3 separate regions of the Homo sapiens genome follow, and all the other regions are linked to region 3. A link is an interaction called in ENCODE POLR2A ChIA-PET data of the cell type or tissue named here. Cell type or tissue: OCI-LY7. All regions are shown on one strand. Each heading gives the region's core, and the rest is flanking DNA. Links, peaks and the distances in the headings are about the cores only. Region 1 overlaps NCOA3 (nuclear receptor coactivator 3). Region 2 holds the start of LINC01754 (long intergenic non-protein coding RNA 1754). Region 3 overlaps NCOA3 (nuclear receptor coactivator 3).

What was found. Peaks named below come from ENCODE experiments on the same cell type or tissue, not always from the same donor. Only the 100,000 strongest peaks of a DNase experiment are listed, where the experiment ranks them.
Region 1: POLR2A ChIA-PET joins it to region 3 with 5 read pairs; 2 of 35 experiments call an interaction of 5 or more read pairs at or near these places.
Region 2: POLR2A ChIA-PET joins it to region 3 with 6 read pairs; 4 of 35 experiments call an interaction of 5 or more read pairs at or near these places.

Annotation. Positions count from the first base shown.
Region 1 is chr20:47,575,259-47,586,576 of GRCh38, reverse strand. NCOA3 (nuclear receptor coactivator 3) reads right to left here. Exons shown (of 23, transcript NM_181659.3): 2 at 3,316-3,394. Among named protein-coding and RNA genes, the nearest start is that of NCOA3, 79 kb to the right of the region's middle. In OCI-LY7, for the core only: no CTCF peak of the experiment used is centred there; no DNase peak of the experiment used is centred there; H3K27ac peaks cover 482 bases.
Region 2 is chr20:47,401,922-47,413,239 of GRCh38, reverse strand. It overlaps LINC01754 (long intergenic non-protein coding RNA 1754), which reads left to right and starts at 1,096. Exons shown (of 3, transcript NR_146496.1): 1 at 1,096-1,170. RefSeq lists enhancers at 286-445, 2,643-2,832. In OCI-LY7, for the core only: no CTCF peak of the experiment used is centred there; no DNase peak of the experiment used is centred there; H3K27ac peaks cover 1,597 bases.
Region 3 is chr20:47,639,720-47,642,219 of GRCh38, reverse strand. NCOA3 (nuclear receptor coactivator 3) reads right to left here. Exons shown (of 23, transcript NM_181659.3): 15 at 2,398-2,500; 16 at 2,169-2,295; 17 at 1-7. Among named protein-coding and RNA genes, the nearest start is that of NCOA3, 140 kb to the right of the region's middle. In OCI-LY7, for the core only: no CTCF peak of the experiment used is centred there; no DNase peak of the experiment used is centred there.

The DNA of each region.
Region 1 (11,318 bases), core at 4,459-6,958, 60 kb after region 3:
CTTTCTTAGGTCAACTGACAAAACTGGAATATGGGCGATAGATTTCATCGATGTCCATTTATGAAGTTATTAACTGTACCATGGTTATATAAGAGAATGACCCTATCTGTAGGAATACAACAGAAGTATTAGGGGAAAGAAGCATAACATATGTAACTCACCCTCAAATGGTTAAAAAAAAAAATTGTGTGTGTGTTTACGTGGGTAGAAAAAGAGAAAAGAGAGTAGGACAGCACAAATACAAATAAGCAAGTGGGTAAGTCTGGATAACGGATATCCAGATGTTCTTTATACTATATTTTTGTAACTTTTGTAAATGTATACTTCCAAATAAAAGGTATTTAAAAAAGAAAAAATTGGCCGAGCACAGTGGTTCACACCTGTAACCCCAGCACTTTGGGAGGCCGAGGCAGGTAGATCACCTAAGGTCAGGAGTTCAAGACCAGCCTGGCCAACATGGTGAAACCCCGTCTCTACTAAAAATACAAAATTAGCCGGGCAGGGTGGCGCGTGCCTGTAATCCCAGCTACTCAGGAGGCTGAGGCAGGAGAATCACTTGACCCTGGAAGTGGAGGTTGCAGTGAAACAAGATCGCGCCATTGCACTCCAAGCTGGGTAACAAACTCTGTCTCAAAAAAAAAAAAAAAAAACCTGTGGAGATAGTTCTCTGCCATGTTCAGAAGAATGGGTATATATCACAATTAACTGAGGGATTTTACAGGGAAATTGCAAGACCTAAGGCTGGTAACTTGGATAGATTCTCAGATAAAGTACCATTTGAAATGTCAGAGAAGGGAGTTTGTACTTTTTCTTTCTGTAAGCCAAGGAAAGGTAGCACAAAACTTAGAGCACAACATAAGCTTGGCTAAAAGTATACATTTAGGAAAATCTAGCTAAATTTTAAGTGAGTGGACAAGGAAGCAGTAGAGACAAGGAAAAACACCCTCATGAAATTATGGGGTCTTGGCCTCGGAAGCTAAAATTAGGAACAGAAAGTGGAACAAATACAGGACACATGAAAATAGAAAGCCAGATAAAGCCTGCTTACCAAATGAATCAGAGTACGGTGGGATTCAAAGACAACTCAGATTTCAAACCTAGCTAACCAAGAGAATGATGGGATTACCAAAAGAAATTTAGCTAAGCAAAGCATGATTGTTTTCTCGGCAACTAGACAGCTTTTTCTATTCTCATTTTTCCTATTCTGATGTAATATTAAAAGTTAAGAAAAGGGGCCAGGCGTAGTGGCTCACGCCTATAATCCCAGCACTTTAGGCCAAGGCAGGCACGTCACTTGAGGCCAGGAGTTTCAGCCTGGCCAACATGGTGAAATCCCATCTCTACCAAAAATACAAAACTTAGCCGGATGTGGCCGTGCACGCCTGTAATCCCAGCTACTTGGGAGGCTGAGGCATGAGAATTGCTTGAATCCAGGAGGCAGAAGCTGCAGTAAGCCGAGATCACACCACTGCACTCCAGCCTGGGTGACAGAGGGAGTCTGTCTCAAAAAAAAAAAAAAAAAAAAAAAAAGTTAAGAAAGGGGTTAGATGAAATGTTATTTGCCAGCACAAGCAATCTGGGGAAATTTGTCTTCACAAGGTGAAACAGCAAATGTAAGTTAGGCTAATTCAGATGTTTGACTAAATGCCATTAAAATATTCACACATAAGGAGGGGGAATTTCTTCTCTTCCCCCAAAATTATGTTTGTATTTGTATGTATATACATATATACGAATACCATAACCCCTTGTACAACACATTTGAACTGCATTTGTTCTGTTATACGCAGATTTTTCTCTATTTCTGCCATGCCTAAGACAGTAGGACCAACATTTCCTCTTCTTTCTCCTCCTCAAGCCTACTCAACCTCACGAAAAGAATGAAGACCTTTATGATGATCCACTTAATGAATAATATGTATATTTTCTCTTCCTTATGACTTTTTTTTTTTTTTTTGAGATGAAGTCTCACTCTGTTGCCCAGGCTGGAGTGCTGTAGCATGATCTCAGCTCACTACAACCTCCACCTCCAAGGTTCAAGTGATTTTCCTGCCTCAGCTTTTCGAGTAGCTGGGATTACAGGCACACGCCACTATGCCCGGCTAATTTTTGTATTTTTAGTAGAGACGGAGCTTCACCACATTGGCCAGGCTGGTCTCAAACTCCTAACCTCAGGTGATCCACCCACCTTGGCCTCCCAAAGTGCTGGGATTACAGGCATGCGCCACCGCATCCGGCCATGTCTTTCCTTTTTAATTATTTATTTATTTACTTATTTTCTAGAGACAAGGTTTCATACTGTTGCCCATGCTGAAGTGTAGTGGTGCAGTCATAGCTCACTGCAGCTTCAAACTCCTGAGATCAAGCAATCTCCCACCTCAGCCTCCCAAGCAGCTAGGACTACAAGCGCACACCACCTTGCTAGCTAATTTTTTGTGTGTTTTGTAGAACTGGGGGTGTTACTGTGTTGTTTAGGCTGGTCTCCAACTCCTGGCCTCAAGTGATCCTCCCACCTCCAATCCCCAAAGTGCTAGGATCATAGTTGTGAGCATATGAGTGAGCCACCATGTCCAGCCTCCTTAAAATTTTCTCCTTTTTTCTATTTCTTTTTTTTCTTTTTGGAGACAGGGTTTCATTCTGTTGCCCAGGCTAGAGTGCAGTGGCACAATCACAGCTGAGGCGCAGCCTCAACCTCATGGGCACAGGCAATCCTCCCACCTCAGTGTCTCTAGTGCTAGGGACTAAGGCACAGGCCACTATGTCTGGCTAGTTTTTGCATTCTCTGTAGAGATGGGGTTTCGCTCTGTTGCCCAGACTGTTCTCAAACTCCTGGACTCAGGTGATCTAACCACCTCAGCCTCTCAAAGTGCTAGGATTATAAACATGAGTCACTGCACTTGGCCATAATTTTCTTAATAACATTTTATTTTCTCTAGCTTACTTTATTGTAAGAATACAGGATATAATATATGTAACATACAAAATATGTGTTAATCAGCTGTTTATATTAACAGTGAGGCTTCTAGGCAAGAGGAGGTTATTAGTAGTTAAGTTTGGGGGGAGTCGAAAGTTCTGCACATTTTTTACTGAACAAGGGGTCAGTGTCCCCAGTCCTCAGTTGTTCAAGGGCCAACTGTACATACACATACGTATTCACTCAAGTACTCTAAGCACATTCATTTAATAATCATTAAAGAGAAAAACATGAAGCATAAATAGTTTTAATTAAATCATAAATTAAAGAGGAGGGTAATATCTTCAGAAGGTTGAAGACAAAAAATTACAAAGGATCAAATCAAACTAAAGCTGAATTACCTGGCTAACCAGTCAAAGGATGTTCAAGCAGTTTATTTTTATTGGTCTCTGAGTCCACCATCCAGCAAGTATTTTGATCCTGAGGACAAAAAGAAGAGGAGGGATTGAATTTTATTGTCTTTTCTTCATTTAAGCATTATGATTAGTCACCCACAAATTAAGTCTTCCAGCCGGGCGTGGTGGCTCACGCCTGTAATCCCAGCACTTTGGGAGGCAAGGCGGGCAAATCACTTGAGGTCAGGAGTTCAAGGCTGGCCTGGCCAACATGGCAAAACCCCAACTCTACTAAAAATACAGAAATTAGCCGGGCGACATGGCATCCGCCTGTAATCCCAACTACTCAGGAGGTTGAAGCAGGAGAATCACTTGAACCTGGGAGGCAGAGGTTGCAGTGACCCGAGACTATGCCACTGCACTCCAGCCAGGGTGACAGAGCGAGATTCTCTCTCAAAAAAATTAAGTCTTCCCATTTTTCCCTTCCCTGGATATATGAAACAAACAAAAGCTATCAAGTACACCACCTCTTCCTAGGAATTTGAGTAGATGTCTTATTGTACCATATAATCACTACTTCTGTTTGAAAAGTCAAGCATAGGGCCAGGCGCAGTGGCTCATGCCTATAATCCCAGAACTTTGAAAGGCTGAGGTAGGAGGACCGCTTGAGGCCAGGAGTTCAAGATCAGCCTGAGCAACATAGCAAGACACCATCTCCACACACAAAAAAATAAAAATTAAAAAACAAAAGTCAGGGCCAGGCGCAGTGGCTCATGCCTCGAATCCCAGCACTTTGGGAGGCCGAGGTGGGTGGATCACATGAGGTCAGGAGTTTGAGACCAGCCTGGTCAACATGGTGAAACCCCATATCTACTAAAAATACAAAAAATTAGTTTGGTGTGATGGCATGCGCCTGTAGTCCAGCTACTCAGGAGGCTGAGGCAGGAGAATCACCTGAATTAGGGAAGCAGAGGTTACAGTGACCCAAGACCATGCCATTGCGCTCTAGCCTGGGCAACAAAAGCAAAACTCCATCTCAAAAATAAGTAAATTAATTAATTAATTAATTAAAATAAAAGTCAGGCATAGCATATATAATATGTACTCTGTCACAGTTTGTAAAAATGGATAATGCAAAGTGGAGGTGGTGGAGACCAGTTCTGAATCTTGAAAAGTGATCAAAACAGATGGGTACTCTGAACTTGTGGGGGTATTCATTTGTCCAAAATCAGTGCTCAACAGAGAATAAAGACAACATTAATACCCTGGCAGAATCAAATGCTTAAATGCCCTAGTCCAAAAATTATCAGATGAGGGAGGGATGGATAAAGCCAACAAGCAAAGGCCAGAGGAAAGGCTCAGATGTTTTCTTGCCTTCTATAAAAGGATGCATTTTGACCACCAAAACAAAATATTAGCAAGGAAATGAGAGACCGTTCTTCAAAATAATCTACAATAAAACACATGAACATATAAACAGCAGGCTTTTGCACTTGAAGAAATGGCGTGCAGGTTCTGCTGCAATAAATAAGTGAACCAGTAAGAACATTCACTTTACCTTATGAATTTCCAAATTTAACAATAAAGCAACAATATGATTGCCACTAATTCCAATGGTATCGAACCAAGATAACAACCATAATTACGCCCTAAAGTTAATAGCTTTCATGCTGGAATTGGTAGATCTGTTGGTATGGGGGAAAGGAAAAATGATATATTCACAAGTTACAAGTAACAAACATATTATAGCCATGGACATTCCACGTAGTGTAGTCTGCAGACAGTATATAGGGAGAGCCAACCACAATCTAGCTGCATTATGGAAAGGTCTGTTGTGTTTCTGAAACTAAAATTAGAGGGGAGAAAATCAGTGAGCAGGGAATGGGAGGCACATTACATGTGGCTCACAACAAAGGAAAAAGAAAACTCTAGGTAGTGCCGGGTGACTATCCCTTATGCAAAATGCTTAGAAGCATAAGTGTCTCGAATTTTTTTCAGATTTCTTAAATATTTGCATATGCATACTGAGATATCTAGGGGAAGAAACCCAAGTCCAAACATAAAATTCATTTATGTTACTTATACACACAGCCTGAAGGTAATTTTATATAATATTTTTAATAATTTTGTGCACCAAAGTTGTAGCTTTTTTCTTTTTCTTTTTGAGACAGGATCTCACTCTGTGCCCAGACTGGCTGGAGTGTGGTGGTATGGTCATGGCTCACCTCAGCCTCGACCTCCGAGGCTCAAACAATACTCCCACATCAACTACCCAAGGAGCTGGGACTACAGGCACACACCATCATACCCAGCTAATTTTTATATTTTTTGTAGAGACAGGGTTTCACCATGTTGCCCAGGCTGGCCTTGAACTCCTGAGCTCAAGTGATCTGTCTGCCTCGGCCTCCCAAAGTGTTGGGATTACAGGTGTGAGCCACCATACCGGACCGAATGTTATGTTTTTTAACTTGAATTTTTATGCTATCCAATTTAATTCGTGTAAGATGAACGGAGAAAAGGTAGGCAGAACTTCTGTAAAGAACCTCTAAGATCTTCTGGCCCTGTTTTAAATCAGGTTTGACTTCTAAAATGGTTCTCTTATGTTTTTTCCTTTATTAGGAAAGACGAAGGAGGGTCATGGGGTGGGGTTAGCACCTAAGGAACAAAAGAGGTGGGATAAGGAAAGGATTTTTTGGGGGGATGGGGGTGGGGGATGGAGTTTCACTCTGTTGCACAGGCTAGAGTGCAGTGGGGCATGATCTCGGCTCATTGCAACCTCTGCCTCCCGGGTTAAAGCGATTCTCCTGCCTCAGCCTCCCGAGTAGCTGGGATTACAGGTGCATGCCACCATGCCCAGCTAATTTTTGTAGAGACAGGGTTTCACTACATTGGCCAGGCTGGTATCGAACTCTTGACCTCAAGAAATCTGCCCACCTCGGCCTCCCAAAGTGCTGGGATTACAGGCATGAGCCACCGTGCCCGGCCAGGAAAGGAATTTGAGTCAGAAAGTATCTAGTAGCATAATGGACCTAGGAAACAATTACTGCTGCCTCGTGTAGAAGGTGGTGAGAGGGCCTAGATTAATACTCCAGTGTTATAGTGCTGGTCTTCGTACTTCTCAAAGGAATGCTGACCCTGCCAATCTGCACCCTTGGACCCAAATGTTAACTGCTGGACCCCCAGGTGGAAGATCATGTAAAGTCAGCATGCCCAGATGAACAAAGAATGCAACCATGGGTGGAATCTAAATGATCAAACTGAGGAACAGCGAATGAATAAGAGCAGACACCACATGGCAGGACAGAAGATGCAACCAAATCAAGCCTTGACATCATCCCATGGCAGGATCCACTCAGATCACACCTCATTACTCTCCAAATATAAAACCTGCACCCAAACTCTAGTTCAGAGAGGCAGATTTGAGCCCAACTCCTGTCTCCTTACACAGCAGCCTTGCAATAAACTTTTCTTCCTACAAAAACTTGGTGCTTAGTGTTCAGCTTTCCATTGCATACACAGAAAAATAGACCCAGTTCAGTTCAGTAACACAAAGACAAGCCAGGTACAAAATTCTCCCCTCCAAGGAAGTGTATAATTAAACCAGAGAGATTCGCAAATAGTCACAGAACAATGATTGGCTTGCCTACCAGGAACCTGGAAAGGAGTACTACTATATACCAGGATCCTGTAAGTATAGAACTGTTAGTAAATTTGCTGGTGAGTTAAACTTGTCTGGAAAAAAGATTCTGCAAAGGCAACAATCCTAGCAGATTTCTTAGGACAGTATTTTTTTTCTTTATCAAAAACAAGATTATCCCTTTTCACAATTCAGATTTTCATCAATCACACATACAAAAACCAAATCATACTGACATAAAACTAAATGTGAGAAGTTCCAGAAACATTAGACATCTGAGAAGGTAACAGGGACATTAAATTTTCTAGTAGAATTAATGGTTTACTGATGACATCTACATTACCAAAACCTGCATCACCAGGCCAGGCATGGCAGCGCACACCTGTAACGCCAGCTACTCAGGAGGCTGAGGCAGGAAGATTGCTTGAGCTCAGGAATCTGAGTCCATCTTGGACAACATGGCCCCTGTTTTAGTTTTAGGTTTTTATTTTAAGCCTTCATCACCAGAGACCTAAAAGGACGTGAGGGGAAATCAAACATCAAATTAAGCCTTGTTAATAGCTAGTCTGAGAAGATATGCCTCAAAGCCAGAACAAAGAATAAAATTGGGGAGAGGAGTTGATACACAGGAAAATCCAAACTATATAATATATAATGCTTGGAAACACCAACAGGGCAAAAAGCAGCCACTGAATATTATAAACATGTTTTTCTTTTACTGTTGAACATGAAAAGGGGCAAGGATTCTACAATTAATCATATTAAACCCATTGTTCTTTCCAAGCTCCCACTGGCACTGCTCCCAGGATCTCCTTCCTCACTTCCCTAAAATCACAGAAAAGGGGAGCCACTGTCACTGGGAAAAGCTAGCTGTTGCTCAATAATCTTCAAAGTACTACAGAGTAGACTGGGTCACCAAATGAATTTCAGGTTAAAGGCTGCAAAATATTAGTGTTAAATTTAACGTCAAAATCCAACACTTTTGCAGTTGGGATTATTTATCAAGTGATAAGTATCTTTGATCAAAACTCTAACCACAGGTTTCACTTGCAACAATCAACTACAGCTAATCTGTAGCTATAATGAAAGGAGAAGACCAAATGCAAGTTGAAAATCATATGAACATTTCAAGTTATATAAAATGGGGCTGGGTGCAGTGGCTCATGCCTGTAATCCTAGCATTTTGGGAGGCCGAGGTGGGCAGATCACCTGAGGTCAGGAGTTCGAGACCAGCCTGGCCAACATGGCTAAACCCCATCTCTACTAAAAATACAAAAAGTAGCTGGGTGTGGTGGTGGGCGCCTGTAGTTCCAGCTACTCGGGAGGCCGAGGCAGGAGAATCGCTTGAACCCCGTAGGCAGAGGTTGCAGTGAGCTGAGATCGCGCCACTGCACTCCAGCCTGGGCAACAGAGCAAGACTCTGTCTTAAAAAATAATAATAATAAAGTTATATAAAATGGTACCACTTTTTTTGAGCTATATAAACTTAACTCAGTTTAAGAATTTTTTTTTCCCATTACTTAGTCCATTATTGTATGTTCAATTAAGTAAAAATGTATTTGCTTCCCAGGAGAACATTGGTAAGACATTTATAACAATCTTTTTTAAATGCTATAATCTTCTTGATAAGGGAGTGGGGGACAAGGAATTATTTCAAATTACAGCATATGCATGTCTAGTAAAATAAAGACAGGTATTACCACATATCTTGTGATATATACTAGAAAGAATCAAGCTGACTTATAATGTATTCTACATATTTAATAAATTAAACATTTAGTTCTATACGGAATCAGCCTGAAAATTCATAATAACGCAGTGAAAACAGACGCCTTGGCTTCTGAAAACCTAGATTTTGTAAAGTCCTGCTTCTTGAAATGATCTTGTGTTAGATTTTAATTCGATTTCAATTAAATGCTTGCTGTGTATCTATTAGAATCAGGCACTGCACTGGCACTTGGAAATAAGCAAATCACAGTTGCTGCCATCAATTAATTAGGAAAAGGGAAGCAGGTATAAACAGACCTAAAGTTCCTAAAATGAAAGCTATGTTCATTCAGTAAGCATCTGCTAAGCATCCATGTGCCACATTGTGCTAGACACCATGGATAAAAGGAAGAATTAAAAAGACCAGAGTCCCATGAGAGTATAAGGAAAGAATAGAGAAAAACTACCCTGCCTTTTTCATGGGGTTGTTAACTGTTCAACACTATTTACATGTGAAAGCAAGACAAATCCAAAACCATTTATCTCAGCCAAAGGGGGAGGCATTAATTGTACAATTTCTGCAATTATGTCCAGAGTTGTCATAACCAAAATGCCATTTGAGTTTCTTCATAATAAAGGCAAAAGACAAAAAACCTTCTATGAAATGGCCATTTGTGTAAAAATTACATAGGGATACAGGAAACATAAATGGGGTAAAGGTAGCTAAAACTTAAAACTTATTTTTAATTCAAGACATCCAGGAAATTATGCCATACATTTTTGCTTATACAACGATACTATCCACTGATGAACAATGGAACTAAACTAGCCTAAATTTTTTTAAATTAGCTTTAGATTAAGGAGAAAACTTAAAAATCTGGTTGGCAGATTAGTATAAAAGGCCTGATATCTTTGGCTGAGTTGAATATTAGCTCTTATCCAATGGTTACCAAAACAGGCATTCAAGCAAGCCGCTTGCTTGCGCTTGTTCTGCCTCTCTCTCCCTGCCACTTTGGAAAAACTGCATGCAGTGCTGCAGGATCACACAAAATAAATACAGGAAAGAGGGTGGGAGAGTTGGGTGGGGAAGTGAGCAAAGCTCTGGGCTCCACCAGTGGAAGGCGTTCCACAAGAATTGCTACAGGGTCAAAAGTTTACAGTGGTTTCAATTTCACCTTTTAGCAGCCAATCAGGAAACACAGGCTGCATGCTGACCCCTCGGGCTGCAAATGAACATTAACTCATTGGCTACCAGGATTGCACATTTTCCTTTTCTTATAAGGCTTTCCCTTCTTTTTATTTTTTTTAAGGACAGGGGAGTGGAGAAGGCAAAGAACACAATAAGTTCAAGGTGACAATTTTATTCAAGACAATATATTTTAAACAGGTGTTTGAGGGGAGAAATGATCGAGTAATTATCTTCTTTCTTCTTGAAATCTGAGTTTCTTTAGCCTGTAGTATCTAACAAACCAATTATTAATGCTAGTATCAAGACAAAGAATAAATTTAGGCAGGTAAAGGAGATGGATTTTCCTCCATGAGGTTGCAATTCTATGAACAATTTATAGGATGGTAAAAAGATAATACTGGTTGTGTATCCAGTAAATGCTTTAAAAGTAACTCAGATAATAAAGACATCTAACTGAAGGATTTGCCTATACCCCAATTTTTTTATTTGCATAGTTTCCCTACCCTCTCCTCAAACCATTACTATACACAGGTAATGTTCCTCTATCCTTTTCATAATGTGGATCCACAGAAATGCAGGCAGAGCTCTTAGCTAAGGTTTAAATTTTTCTTTTCTTATATTTCAGTACCTGGGAGTAACTGTACAATAAACTCAGGAGTGAACCATTTGGCAGTAGGTACAACTGCTCCCTAACTAATTTATGTAAATTTCTTCAAATGCAGAAACCAATAAACTAATCCATTAAATAATATTTTCAACATTCTATATTTAACATTGAGCAAGTCTAAAATGAAAACCTCTACTACATACACCTTAACTGGACTACATTTAAAAACTAGATGCCTTTGAAGCACCACAGGATAAAAGTGAAATCGCTGTATTAACTGCTCTACTATTAAAATGATTAGTCAAATCCTAAATGAACACACTGTAAATTTGTAGTTAGCAATATTTCTCTCTTTGACACAATAGGTAGTTGAATTTTAACAGACTCATTGACTTAAATTTACCTTTACGTTTAGAATACCCTGTAGGCACCACCATTGCCTAAGAAAACGATTTCATGTAGGATATTAGCTCTTATCCAAACCAGCAAAGTAAGATACCAGTTATTTCTGAAAACGTGAAAGTAAGCAAATATACAGAAGTGTGTGACTTAATATAACTGCTGAAGGGTTCCAAAATAACTTCAGTGTTTAAAGTTTATATAGCAATATAATGTCAGTTAAGATAGTAAATAAACTCGATGCTGATAGTTTTTTCTTAATTCGACATTAAAAGAAGTAATTTTCTAGTAACAATTCCCAAGCCTTCATGATTTAAGTTTATGCATATTTGGCAATAAAAAGTCTACTTTAAAATAGACCTAGTTGTTTTTTCAACATGGTTTGCAAAAGCTTTACATATACGTATATATAGATATATAATAAATTAGGGGTCTTCTGTATATCTTCTTTTTACAAAATGGCCTCATTT
Region 2 (11,318 bases), core at 5,291-7,790, 230 kb after region 3:
AGGGCCACAGCTTCCTGGCCGTAGAGCAGGACTGGGCACAGAACTCAAGCAAGACCATGAAAGTCAGCTCAGGTGTTAGAAAGGATGCTCTGTTCTACTGGGGCTCCTGGACTGGTAGGATTAAGCCCACAGTTGTGAGAAGCCACTAATAGAGGATATAAGGTGTAAGGAACTAAAAGATGGTGAAAGTTCAAGTCCTGTTGACATTATTTGAGGCCCTTGATTCAGCATTGCCTAAAACTAGAATGTCCCCTGTGCTACAAGCCAGTACATGTACTACATTCTCTTTCTAGCATATACTGCTGGTGCCCTATAGCAAATCCCCTTGGCCTGCTTCTGAGATTAGCTACAACTATGATGGACAGGCTGGCAGCTCCCACCTCACACACACATCTGTTTCTCTTCTTCTTCTTCTTCTTTTTTGAGAGAGTCTCACTCTGTCACCCAAGCTAAACTGTAGTGGCGTGATCTCAGCTCACTGCAACTTCCGCCTCCTGGGCTCAGGTGATCCTCCCACACTAGTCTCTTTTTTATTATTTTGAGATGGAGTCTCATTCTGTTGCATAGGCTGGAGGGCAGTGGGGTGATCTCGGCTCACTGACACCTCCACCTCCCAGGTTCAAGTGATTCTCCTAACTCAGCCTCCCAAGTAGCTGAGATTACAGGTGCAAGCCACCACGCCCAGCTAATTTTTGTATTTTTAGTAGAGATGGGGTTTTGCCATGTTGGCCAGCCTGGTCTTGAACTCCTGACCTCAAGTAATCCACTTGCCTCAGCCTCCCAAAGTGCTGGGTTTACAGGCATGAGCCACCGCATCTGACTGTTTTTCTTTTCTCTTGAGGCAAAGTCTTGCTCTGTTGCCCAGGCTGCTGGCAGTGGCATGATCACAGCTCACTGCAGCCTCAACCTCCTAGACTCGAGCAATTTTCTCACTTCAGCCTCCTGAGTTGCTGGGACCACAGGTGCACGCACCACCCCCTGGCTTTTATTTTTTTATTTTTTTTATTTTTTGGCAGAGACAGTGTCGCCTTATGTTGCCCAGGCTGAACACCTGTGTCTCTTAACCTAAGAGCTGTCTCCAGCACAGGATGCAAGACAGCCCCAAAAAAGTGTTAGGGACTTAAAGCCACCAGAAGCTTTTCTTAACCAATGGAATACAGGAGTCAATGGGTAAGTACCCCAGCTTCTCAGTTCCCTGGAGGGACAATTGTGATTTGGGGTTTTTTGGGTTTTTTTCCTACCTACATCAAAAAAGGAATGCAGAAAATATGTCCACCATATATTCTACAGCTCAGGGAATTTTTTTTTAAGACTGGATGAGGGCCAGGCGCGGTGGCTCACGCCTGTAATCCCAGCACTTTGGGAGGCCGAGGCGGGCGGATCACAAGGTCAGGAGATCAAGACCATCCTGGCTAACACGGTGAAACCCCGTCTCTACTAAAAAAAAATACAAAAAATTAGCCGGGTGTGGTGGTGGGTGCCTGTAGTCCTAGCTACTCGGGAGGTTGAGGCAAGAGAATGGCATGAACCCGGGAGGCAGAGCTTGCAGTGAGCTGAGATCACGCCACTGCACTCCAGCCTGGGCGACAGAGTGAGACTCCATCTCAAAAAAAAAAAAAAAAAAAAAAGACTGGATGAGGCTCTCTAACCCAGATGCATACCAGGTTTTGAGGCTCAGAGCTTAGTGAAACTAAGCCTTGTGTCCCACAAAATTCTGATGCTCATGCAAGAAATATCCAACTGGGGAGGATACTCTGTCCGTGGACTGATTTGCCCAGGCACAAATTCAGGCTGAAAATAGCAAACTAAAGTTAGCCGAGATGTTCTGCCTTGTGGCCTCCTTCAGGAACATCCTGTCCAGAGGAAAGGATATTTAAGGAGAAAGGAAGCAGCACAAGTTCGACTCAGCCAAGAAACAGAGGAAGGACATCCCAAGCACGAAGTGGGGCACCAGTCTGTGTTCCAGCGAGAGGTGGGGGATAAACAACCATGAAACATCTACTGTGTGTGTGTATTCATGTATTTTACAGATATTCTCTTCTCTCACTTTGTCCTTTATGTTTTTAATTTTCCTTAAACTTCTTGTTCTCTCTGTTCACTTACACATTGGTTTTTGTTTGTTTGTTTGTTTGTTTGTTTGTTTGTTTTGGGACGGAGTCTTGCTCTGTCGCCCAGGCTGAAGTGCAGTGGCATGATATCAGCTCACTGCAACCTCTGCCTCCGAGGTTCAAGTGATTCTTCTGCCTCAGCCTCTCAAGTAGCTGGGATTACAGGTGCCTGCCACTACACCTGGCCAATTTTTGTATTTTTAGTAGAGATGGGGTTTCACCATGTTGGCCAGGCTGTTCTCCAACTCCTGACCTCAAGTGATCCGCCCACCTTGGCCTCCCAAAGTGCTGGGATTACAGGCATGAGCCACTGCACCCAGCTTACTGATCTGATCGTGGAAGCACAGTTGGTCAGTGCATTTTGCTACAATGATTTGGGGTTTGTATTTGGAGACTCATTTGCAAGAAATATAGGCACATCCTAAACTAGCCTGAACAAAAAGTTTGGAGGACATCAGGTGAACCTGAACCCAGGGGCTCAACATGGCTGGTTTCCATTTCTCTATCATCTCTCGGTTCTTCTCCAAGTTGGCTTTCCTCTCCTGTAGCTTTGCCTACCTGCTGGTTCTGGGGTTATTTCTCACCAGCACAGCAACACCAATGGAAAGGGAAAATACCCCTGACAATAGTTCCAAGAACAAACTGAGGAGGGCTTCGTTGGCTCAGTCTGAGTTACCATAAGCCAATCACTTAGCCAGGAAGATATAATGTTTTTTGGGGTTTTTTTGGTGGGGAGACGGAGTTTCACTCTTGTTGCCCAGGCTGGAGTGCAGTGGCACAATCCCGGCTCACTGCAGCTTCCACCTCCCGGGTTCAAGTGATTATCCCATCTCAGCCACCAAGTAGCTGGGACTATGCCACCACACCCAGCTACTTTCTTTTTCTTTCTTTCTTTATCTTCTTTTTTTTTTTTGTATTTTTAGTAGAGATGGGGTTTCACCATGTTAGTCAGGCTGGTCTCAAACTCCTGACCTCAAATGATCCACCTGCCTCAGCCTCCCAAAGTGCTGGGATTACAGGCGTTGAGCCACAGCACCCGGCCAAACCATTTGAAAGTATACAATTCAGGCCGGGCACAGTGGCTCACACCTGTAATCCCAGCACTTTGGGAGGCCAAGGTGGGCAGATCACGAGGTCAGGAGACCAGCCTGACCAACATGGTGAAACCCCATCTCTACTAAAAATAACAAAAATTAGCTGGGCATGGTGGTGCATGTCTGTAATTCCAGCTACTCAGTAGGCTGAGGCAGGAGAATCGCTTGAAGGGAGGCGGAGGTTGCAGTGAGCTGAGATCATGAGACTGCACTCTAGCCTGGGTGACAGAGCGAGACTCAGTCTCAAAAATAAATAAATAAAATGAAATAAAGTATACAATTCAGTGGCCTTTTCTTTTTCTCAACAGTGAATTTTATTTATTTATTTATTTAGACAGAGGCGAGGTTTCCCTTTGTTGCCCAGGCTGCTCAAACTCCTGGCCTCAAGTGATCCTTCTGCCTCAGCCTCCCAAAGTGCTGGGATTATAGGCATGAGCCACTGCACCTGGCCTGTCCCAGTAATATTTGTTGAAATACAAAATTGATTTTCTTCAATGAATTACCCTGGTGACTTTGTTGAAGATAATTTGGCCATATATGTGTCAGTCTCAGCTGGGCTTTCTTTTTCTTTCTTTTTTTTTTTTTTTTGAGACGGAGTCTTGATCTGTCTCCCAGGCTGGAGTGCAGTGGCGCATCTCCACTCACTGCAAGCTCCACCTCCCAGGTTCACACCATTCTTCTGCCTCAGCCTCCCAAGTAGATGGGACTACAGGCGCCCGTCACCACGCCCGGCTAATTTTTTGTATTTTTTTAGTAGAGACAGGGTTTCACGGTGTTAGCCAGGATGGTCTCGATCTCCTGACCTTGTGATCCGCCCGCCTCGGCCTCCCAAAGTGCTAGGATTACAGGCGTGAGCCACCGCACCCAGCTAGCTGGACTTTCTATTCTCTTCCACTAACCTATTTGTCTATCCTTCTTTATTTTGTTTTTTTATTTTGAGATGTGGTCTTTCTCTGTTGCCCAGGCTGGAGTGCAGTGGTAGGATTATAGCACACTGCAGCCTTGACCTCTTGTGCTCAAGCAATCCTCCTGCCTCAGCCCCTCACGTAGCTGGGACCACAGGTACATGCCACCACACCCAGCTAATTTTTTGTAGAGATGGCATCTTGTTGTGCTACCCAAGCCGGTCTTGAACTCCTGGGCTCAAGCAATCCTCCCACCTCAGCCTCACAAAGTCCTGGGATTACAGGCATGAGCCATCATGCCCTACAAATCTTTCTGTTACCTTTTCAAATATGTAAATTGTCCATGGATACCCAATCATACAACACAATTGCCCTTGTTCATACAAGTATTTTCTGAGTCTAATTTGTGCCAGTCATTGGGCATACAGTGGTGCTCAGGACCCAGCACCTTCCCTGGCCTCATGGAGCTTGAGGTAGTAAACATCTGCTGGTTTTGCCTGCTCAAAATCCTCCCTGCTTCAAGCAACAACTTCCTCCTCTCCACTGGAAAGCCACTGCCCATCCACTCTCACCCCACGTGTTCAGAGAAGGCTGACCTCAACATTCCCTTCAAAAGGTGGATGCATAGGCCAGGTGCGGTGGCTCATGCCTGTGATCCCAGCACTTTGGGAGGCCGAGGCAGGTGAATCACCAGGTCAGGGGTTCAAGACCAGCCTGGCCAACATAGTGAAACCCTGTCTCTACTAAAAATACAAAAATTAGCCAGGCATGGTGGTGCACACCTGTAATCCCAGCTATTCAGGAGGGTGAGGCAGGAGAATCGCTTGAACCCAGGAGGTGGAGGTTGCAGTGAGCTGAGATCGTGCCATTGCACTCCAGCCTGGGCAACAGAGCGAGACTGTCTCAAAAACCAACAAACAAAAAAAGGTGGATGCATGATCCAGGTTTGGCGACATTTTTCTAGACCTGCCAGTAAGATGTAGTTTTCTATACTCTGGTTTTTGAAGTTGGGGAGCTACAGGGGGCACTATTGCCTGAGATTCTCCTCCTGAGAAGCCAACATGGAGGACATGAGGGTCTCCAGGGGGAGATCAACAAGTACTTACCCTGTGGCCATCATTCTGGCTGTGCCTGAAGCTCACGAGGCTCCTGGGATTTCCAATTCTATGAGTCAATAAATTTTGTTATAATTATAATTCTGTTTATCTTTTTACTTTTTTTTTTTTTTTGAGACTTTTTTTTGTCACCCAGGCTGAAGTGAGTGGTGCAATCTCCGTTCACTGCAACCTCCGCCTCCCGGGTTCAAGGGTTTCTCCCTGCCTCAGCCTCCCGAGTAGCTGGAACTACAGGCGCGTACCACCATGCCTGGCTAATTTTTGTATTTTTAGTAGAGATGGGGTTTCACCATGTTGGCCAGACTAACCTCAGGTGATCCGCCTGCCTCGGCCTCCCAAAGTGCCGCGGTGTGAGCCACTGCGCCCAGCCTTACCTTTTTACTTAACACCATTTGAGTTGAGCCTACTTGCCCTCTGCTCAATATAAAAGAGTTAATGCAGGCAAAAAGGACAAAGGCTGGGTCAACACAGGCATCTTGGGGCAATTCCTTGGCCAACTTTTGAGGCAATGGTTATGAATTCCCTCCTTTGAAGGCCTCTGTCTAGCCCCTCTATCCAATCAAATAACAAGTCCCTAGAGAACAGTATTTTTCACACTGAAGATTATGACCCACTAGTGAATCATGAAGTGAATTTATTGGGTTACAGCCAGCACTTTTTAAAAAAAGAAATAGAAAAGAATACAAAGAATAGAAAATATCAGAGGGCATTCCATGTTGCAAGCCTAAGTATTGTTAATAAAAATGTTTCTGTTGTGTGCATGTGTGTACTGAGTCACCATGTAAAATGTATTTGTTACTGTGGGACACGGTCGAATAGGCTGGAAAACCTCCGCTGTAGAGCAATCCGTGGCAGACTCTGTGGGCTGCCCACCCAATAACCCTCCCTGCCTTTCTCCTTGCTGAGAGAATTATGATTTTGTCCAATACCCCTCCCTGCCTTTCTCCTTGCTGAGAGAATTATGATTTTGTTAAGGAATGGAAGCAGCCATGTGTTTATAGGGAGGTTGAGCTGTGTGGAATTATGGGTGGGGGCTAAGCCTCTTTATAGCCCAGGGAGTGAGTGCTGTTGTTGTTGTTGTTGTTTTGAGACAGGGTCTTGCTGTGTCTCCCAGGATGGAGTGCAGTGGCACGATCATAGCTCACCACAGCCTCCACCTCCTGGGCTCAAATGATCCTCCCACCTCAGCCTCCCAAGCAGCTAGGACTACAAGTGCACACCACCACCACATCCAGGTAATTTTTTAAATTTTTATTTATTTTATTTTTTTGAGATGGAGTCTCGCACTGTCGCCCAGGCTGGAGTGCAGTGGTACAATCTTGGCTCACTGAACCTCCACCTCCAGGTTCAAGCAATTCTCCTGTCTCAGCCACCCAAGTAGTTGGAATTACAGGTGTGCGCCACCATGCCCAACTAATTTTGCTATTTTTAGTAGAGACAGGATTTCACCATGTTGGCCAGGCTGGTCTCGAATTCCTGCCCTCAAGTGATCCACCTGCCTCGGCCTCCCAAAGTGCTGGGATTACAGGCATGAACCACTACACTTGGCCTATTTTTATATTTTAGAGACGGAGTCTCAATATGTTGCTCAGGTCTCAAACTTCTGGGCTCAAGGGATCCTCAGAGAGTGAGTTTTAATCAATATAAGTCAGTGGTTCTCCAGTTGTGAATGCTGAATCCTCAAGACCTTTCCAAGAGGTCCACAAAGCCTTCTTTTTTGCAACAACATACATGTATGAGACCAGAATTTCTGTGTATTTAAAGCAAAACAGAATATCACAATGGGTTGAATGCAGAAGCAGGCATGAAAATCCAGCTTCTTCTGTTAAGCAGACATCAAAGAGATAATAGCAAAATGCAAAACAGGGCCACTTTGCCACTTGGAGGCCAAGGCCAGAGGATCGCTTGAGTCCCGGAGTTCAAGACCAGCCTGGGGAACACAGAAGGACCTTGTCTCTATAAAAATTATGAAGTAATTAGCTGGATGTGGTGCTGCAAGCCTGTGCTTCCTGGTACTCAGGATGCTGAGGAAGGAGGGTCGCTTCAGCCCAGGAGGTCGAGGCTGCAGGGAGCTATGATTGCATCACTGCACTCTAGCCTGGGAAACAGAGCAAGAACCTGTCTAAAACAAACAAACAAAGAAACAAACAAAAAATGCCATGCTTTGCACTATTTTTTGTCTTGCAAAGTATAGCTATTTTTCATAAAAAATTATTTATGTTACTATGTAAAGGATAATTTTGAATGAATAAATACATGTTTAATTTTTTTCACTTTTAACTTCTAATATAGCAAATATCAATAGACATAACCACATAAACCAAAGCTCTTTGGAGTCATTAATAACCTGACAACAGCTTTTTTGTCTCATTTTGTTTTGTTTTGTTTTGTTTTGAGACGGAGTCTCACTTTGTCACCCAGGCTGGAGTGCAGTGGCATGATCTCGGCTCACTGCAACCTCCGCCTCCCAGGTTCAAGCGATTCTCCCGCCTTAGCTGCCCGAGTAGCTGGGATTACAGGTGCGTGCCAACACGCCCAGCTAATTGTATTTTTAGCAGAGATAGGGTTTCACCATGTTAGCCAGGCTGGTCTCAAACTCCCGACCTCAGGTGATCCACCCACCTTGGCCTCCCAAAGTGCTGGGATTACAGGCATGAGCCACCGTGCCTGGTCCTGAGACAACCATTTGAGAACACTGACCTAAGCCACTCATGCTTGTTTCCTTCGACTTGCCAGTGATTTTATTAGGAATGTGATGCAATTCTAGTAAATAAGATTTAAAGTTAGCTGAAGACTTCCGAGGAAGTTTTCCTGCTAGAAAAATAAAAAAGAAGAGCAGCATGGGAGGAAACAGGTTCTCTTCTTCTACTCCACTGGATTAATGTGTATGTGATGTGCCTCCTGGAGCAGTGGCAGCCATATTACAACTATGAGGTTACAAGGTTGAGAAAAAAGCCGACACACTGAGGATGGCAGAGTGAAGAGATGGAAAGAATAAGGTCCTTTAAGATAGTGTTGAGCCTCTATCCACCAGCCCAGGACCACCTATCTCTGGATTTCTTGTTCTGTAAGATAATAAATCTCTCCCCACAGATCATAAAATCTATAAAGCCAGAGTTTTTCTTGGATTTTCAGGAGTGGTGAGGGGGTTGATCTGTTTTATTCATTGCCATATCCCCAGCACCTAGAACAGGACCTGGAATATAGTAAGTGACAGGAAAATGTTTGTAGAATAAATGAATGACTCCTTAAAGATATTCCTTGTTGTATTTTGTTATTCTTGTTACTTATAGCCAAAACACCGTGTGTGTGTGTGTGTGTGTGTGTGTGTGTGTGTGTGTGTGTGTGTGTGTATCTTGCTGTGTCACTAAGGCTGCAGTGCAGTGGCCTGATCATGGCTCACTGCAGCCTTGACCTGCTGGACTCAAGTGATCCTCCTGACTCAGCCTCCCAAAGTGCTGGGATTACAGGTGTGAGCCACTGCTCACAGCTCAAAACATTTTTAATTGATTCAAACGTCCAGCCCTACTCCAATTTCTGCTTATGGGAATTCTTTTCAGCCATCCTCCTCAGTAAGCCTTTCATCAAACAGTGTCTCAGCCCAAGTTGAGCATGCCCTAACTTTTTTTTTGAGACGGAGTTTCGCTTTTGTTGCCCAGGCTGGAGTACAGTGGCGTGATCTCGGCTCACCGCAACCCCTGCCTCCCAGGTTCAAGTGATTCTCCTGCCTCAGCCTTCCGAGTAGCTGGCATTACAGGCATGCATCACCATGCCCAGCTAATTTTGTATTTTCAGTAGAGACAGGGTTTCTCCATGTTGGTCAGGCTGGTCTCGAACTCTCAACCTCAGGTGATCCGCCTGCCTCAGCCTCCCAAAGTGCTGGGGTTACAGGCGTGAGCCACTGCGCCCAGCCACGCATGCCCTAATTTATAACCTCACAACACCATGGGGTTATATCTATTTCAGAACTTGTCACTTTTTTGCGGGGGGCAGGGGGTGGCTGTCTCTTTGGTCTATTTCACTAGAAGTGGAGGTCAAAGGCTTATTAGTTTGGGTAAAATCTAGGCTGCTATAACAAAGAGACATTAAGTTTAGTGGCTTAAACAAAATCAAGTATATATCTCTCTCACTAACAACCCAAGTTAGGAGGTCCTAGGGTAGCAGGGAGGCAATGGCCAGCTTCAACACACAGCTTCAATCTCTGGGTCGAGGTACCTGCTCTAGGTCCTGCCATCACACCTGCATCCTGGCCAGTGGAAAATGGCAGAAAAAGGGGCAAAGGGAGAACATATCCATTCCTTTTAATAGCATGACCCATTAAGTGATGATAAAGTGTGTCAGAGCAAAAAAAAATAGCATGACCTAGAAGGAACATTTATCATTGTTGCTTATATCTCACTGACCAGAACTCAGTCACATCAACACTTAGATCCAAAGCAGGCTGAGAAATGTAGTCATCAGGCCAGGCACAGCAGCTCACACCTGTAACCTCAGCACTTTGGGAGGCCGAGGCAGGCAGATCACCTGAGGTCAGGAGTTCAAGACCAGCCTGGCCAACATGGTGAAAACCTGTCTCTACTAAAAATACAAAAATATCCAGGCATGGTGTTGTTGGGTGCCTGTAATCCCAGCTACTCAGGAGGCTGAGGCAAGAGAATTGCTTGAACCCAGGAGTTGCAGTGAGCCAAGATCACGCCACTGCACTCCAGCCTGGGTGGCAGACCTAGACTCTGTCTCAAAAAAAAAAAAAAAGAAAAGAAAAAAAAAAGGAAATGTAGTCATCGGGGGCCGGCCATGGTGGCTCACCCCTGTAATCCTGGCACTTTGGGAGGTCAAGGTGGGCAGATCACCTGAGGTCAGGAGCTGGAGACCAACCTGGCCCACGTGGTGAAACCCCATCTCTACTAAAAATACAAAAATTAGCCGGGCGCAGTGGCCGGCACCTGTAGTCCCAGCTACTCGGGAGCCTGAGGCAGGAGAATCACTGACCCGGGAGGTGGAAGTTGCAGTGAGCCAAGATTGTGCCACTGCACTCCAGCCTGGACAACAGAGTGAGACGCCGTCTCAAAACAAAAAAAGAGAAATGTAGTCATCAACTGGATAAACATGCACCCACCTAAAACTCATAACTTCTGTTATTAAAGAAAGAAGGGGAAAAAAGAGATATTAGTGCTGAAACAGCTGTCTCTGCCATAATACTCAGTTTGATTCATCCTTGTACCCTCAGAGCCTCAGAAAGGCTTGGCACATAGTGTTGAGGAAAAATTTAATGAAAGAACAAGGCCAGGCGCAGTGGCTCACACCTGTAATCCCAGCACTTTGGGAGGCCGAGGCGGGTGGATCGCGAGGTCAGGGGATCGAGACCATCCTGGCTAACACAGTGAAACCCCGTCTCTACTAAAAATACAAAAAATCAGCCAGGCGTGGTGGCGGGCGCTGTAGTCCCAGCTACTCGGGAGGCTGAGGCAGGGGAATGGCGTGAACCCGGCGGGCGGAGCTTGCAGTGAGCCGAGATTGCACCACTGCACTCCAGCCTGGGAGACAGAGCAAGACTCCACCTCAAAAAAAAAAAAAAAAAAGAAAGAAAGAACAAATGAGAAAGAACAGAACCCAAGAATCTTGCTTTTTTTTTTCTTTTTGAGACAAGGTCTTATTCTGTCACCCAGCCTGGAGTGCAGTGGTGCAATCACAGCTCACTGCAGCCTCGACCTCCTGGGCCCAAGCAATCCTCCCACCTCAGTGTTCTGAGTAGCTGGAACCACAAGCACGCACCACCACGCCTGGCTTCTTTTTTTTTTTAGACGGAGTCTGGCTCTGTCGCCCAAGCTGAAGTGCAATGCCGCGATCTCGGCTCACTGCAAACTCCACCTCTCGGGTTCAAGCGATTCTCCTGCCTCAGCTTCCCGAGCAGCTGGGATTACAGGCACCTGCCACCACACCCGGCGAATTTTTGTATTTTTAGTAGAGACGGGGTTTCACCATAGTGGCCAGGCCGTTCTCGAATCGAACTCCTGACCTCAAGTGATCCTCCCACCTCAGCCTCCCAAAGTGCTGGGATTACAGGCGTGAGCCACCACGCCCAGCATTTTTTTTTTT
Region 3 (2,500 bases), core at 1-2,500:
AAGAGGCCTAGAAAAAGACTTGCAATCAATGTCAATGGTGCTTTTTTTTTTTCTAAGAGTAATAGATCACAGCAACCATGCATAGTATTTTTAATGAACAGTAACTCAAATGCTACAAACACAAATAATAAACCAAGTGGTAAAAAAGAGTGAATGGCATCAATTTAAGTTTAAGGCCCACAATTTAGAAATTTCACCAGGCCACTTTAGACCACCATATACAGCTTAAACCCCCAATCCCAACACCAAATTGTAATTGCCAAACCCTAGGCATTTGGGGTATAGCAGAAATGGGGGCCAGGGGGAGGGTAGGGAAGGATGGGAGAAGATACTCCTCACAAAAACAGTGAAGGAGGTAATAATTATAATACTTGAAAATTAGAGAAATCAAAAGAATAAAAGGAAGGATACAAATGTTGAGCTATGGCCAGGCGCAGTGGCTCAAGCCTGTAATCCCAGCACTTTGGGAGGCCGAGGCGGGCGGATCACGAGGTCAGGAGATCGAGACCATCCTGTGAATGGTGAAACCCCGTCTCTACTAAAAATACAAAAAATCAGCCAGGCGTGGTGGTGAGCGCCTGTAGCCCCAGCTAGTCGGGAGGCTGAGGCGGGAATGGCATGAACCCAGGAGGCGGAGCTTGCAGTGATCCGAGATTGCGCCACTGCACTCCAGGCTGGGAGAGAGAGCAAGACTTTGTCTCAAAAAAAAAAAAAAAAAAAAAAAAAAAAGAAGGGAGCCAGGCGTGGTGGCTGACACCTGTAATCCCAGAACTTTGGGAGGTAGAGGTGGGCAGATTGCTTGAGCCCAGGAGATCCTTGAGCCGAGATTGCACCACTGCACTCCAGCCTGGGCGACAGAGCCAGATTCCGTCTCAAAAAAAAAAAAAAAAAAAAAGAAATGTTGAGCTATCACTGACGTGAGTCTGGAGAAATACCAAAATGACTTTGTCACACTTGGCCCACAGAGCTCATATTGGCAAGTGTAACACAAACCCCATACACCCACAGCAAGTTGCCTCAGTTCTCCAACACATACAAGGGCATGAAGTTAAACATTTATCCTGCCTCAGAAAAGTTCTGTTAACTTGAAACTATTTGCTCTCTATTGAGTAGAGAAGCATTCAAATAAATTCATATAGAGTAGAGAAGCACTCAAATAAATTCATATAGTTACATCACTGTCTGCTCAATAGATCAGTTCATTTTTATTTTCCTTGCTTAACTTACTGTAGAATTCCTGTTAGAGCTGACATTGACCATGGCCTCTTGCATGCAAGTAAATTACTAAGCTAAATAAAAATTAAATACAATCTACAATTTTTTTTTTTTTTAGAGACGGAGTCTCACTCTGTTGCCCAGGCTGGGGTGCAGTGGCATAATCTCAGCTCACTGCAAGCTCCGCCACCCGGGTTCACGCCATTCTCCTTCCTCAGCCTCCTGAGTAGCTGGGACTACAGGCACACACCACCACACCCGGCTAATTTTTTTTTTTTTTTTTTTTTAGTAGAGACAGGGGTTTCACCTTGTTAGCCAGGATAGTCTCGATCTCCTGACCTTGTGATCTGCCCGCCTCGGCCTCCCAAAGTGCTGGGATTACAGGCGTGAGCCACCACACCGGGCCTACAATCTTTATTTTATGAAAAATTTTAAAGATGCTATATAGTTATTTCACTATCATCACTGAAATGTTTAAAATAATTTTAGAAAACAATTAGCCAATCCTTAAAAGAATTTTCTCAATAGGCAGCAGGTGGTTGGGGGAAAAGAAAAGTTTTTTTAAAAAAGTTTAATTTTCTGGAAAACTGAGGCTAACCCTCTGAAGAACATTTATAAAACCACTAGAAACATGTACTTATCTTTTTTCCCCTCCTCATGGGACTAGAGAGACAATCATCTCACAGAGAGGCTCTCAGAGGTTTGGCCACTGAATGGCCCTAATGGCTGGACAACATGGTTGTATCTCCTCCCTCTCCTGTGAATGCCACACGCACTGCTTACTGCTTCAGCCTCATTTTTACACAGAGTTACACGAGAAATGCCCAGCTGGCAACCCAGTACCTCAATTATAGGGAATTCTCATTCTCTTTCACGTTTGCTTCTGTGCTCCAACTCTTTTCTAAACTACCCAATGCTGAGATTTTCTACAGAGTCACAAAATAACACCCCACCTATTTTGAGTGCCATGAGAAACTTGTTCCATGGACAACATGCCATCGGGCCAGGAACCCAGTTGGTTAGATGCTGCTGCTTGGCCATAGGGATTAGCCCCCATTCCCATGGGGATTTCACCAGGCCCTGGGGGAGCAAAAAGAAAGCACAAATTCTCAAATAAGAGCAAAAATTATCCTGAAACATCTAACTTTCTTTTTTCATGAAGAGGGGAGGGTGGACACTTACTCATTTGAAGCATCTGCTGCTGCTGTTGCAATACTGGTCTCGCACCTGGTATGCTATTAGACCGAAGAGGCAATGTGGGAATAGAGCCACCCAGTGCAGGTCT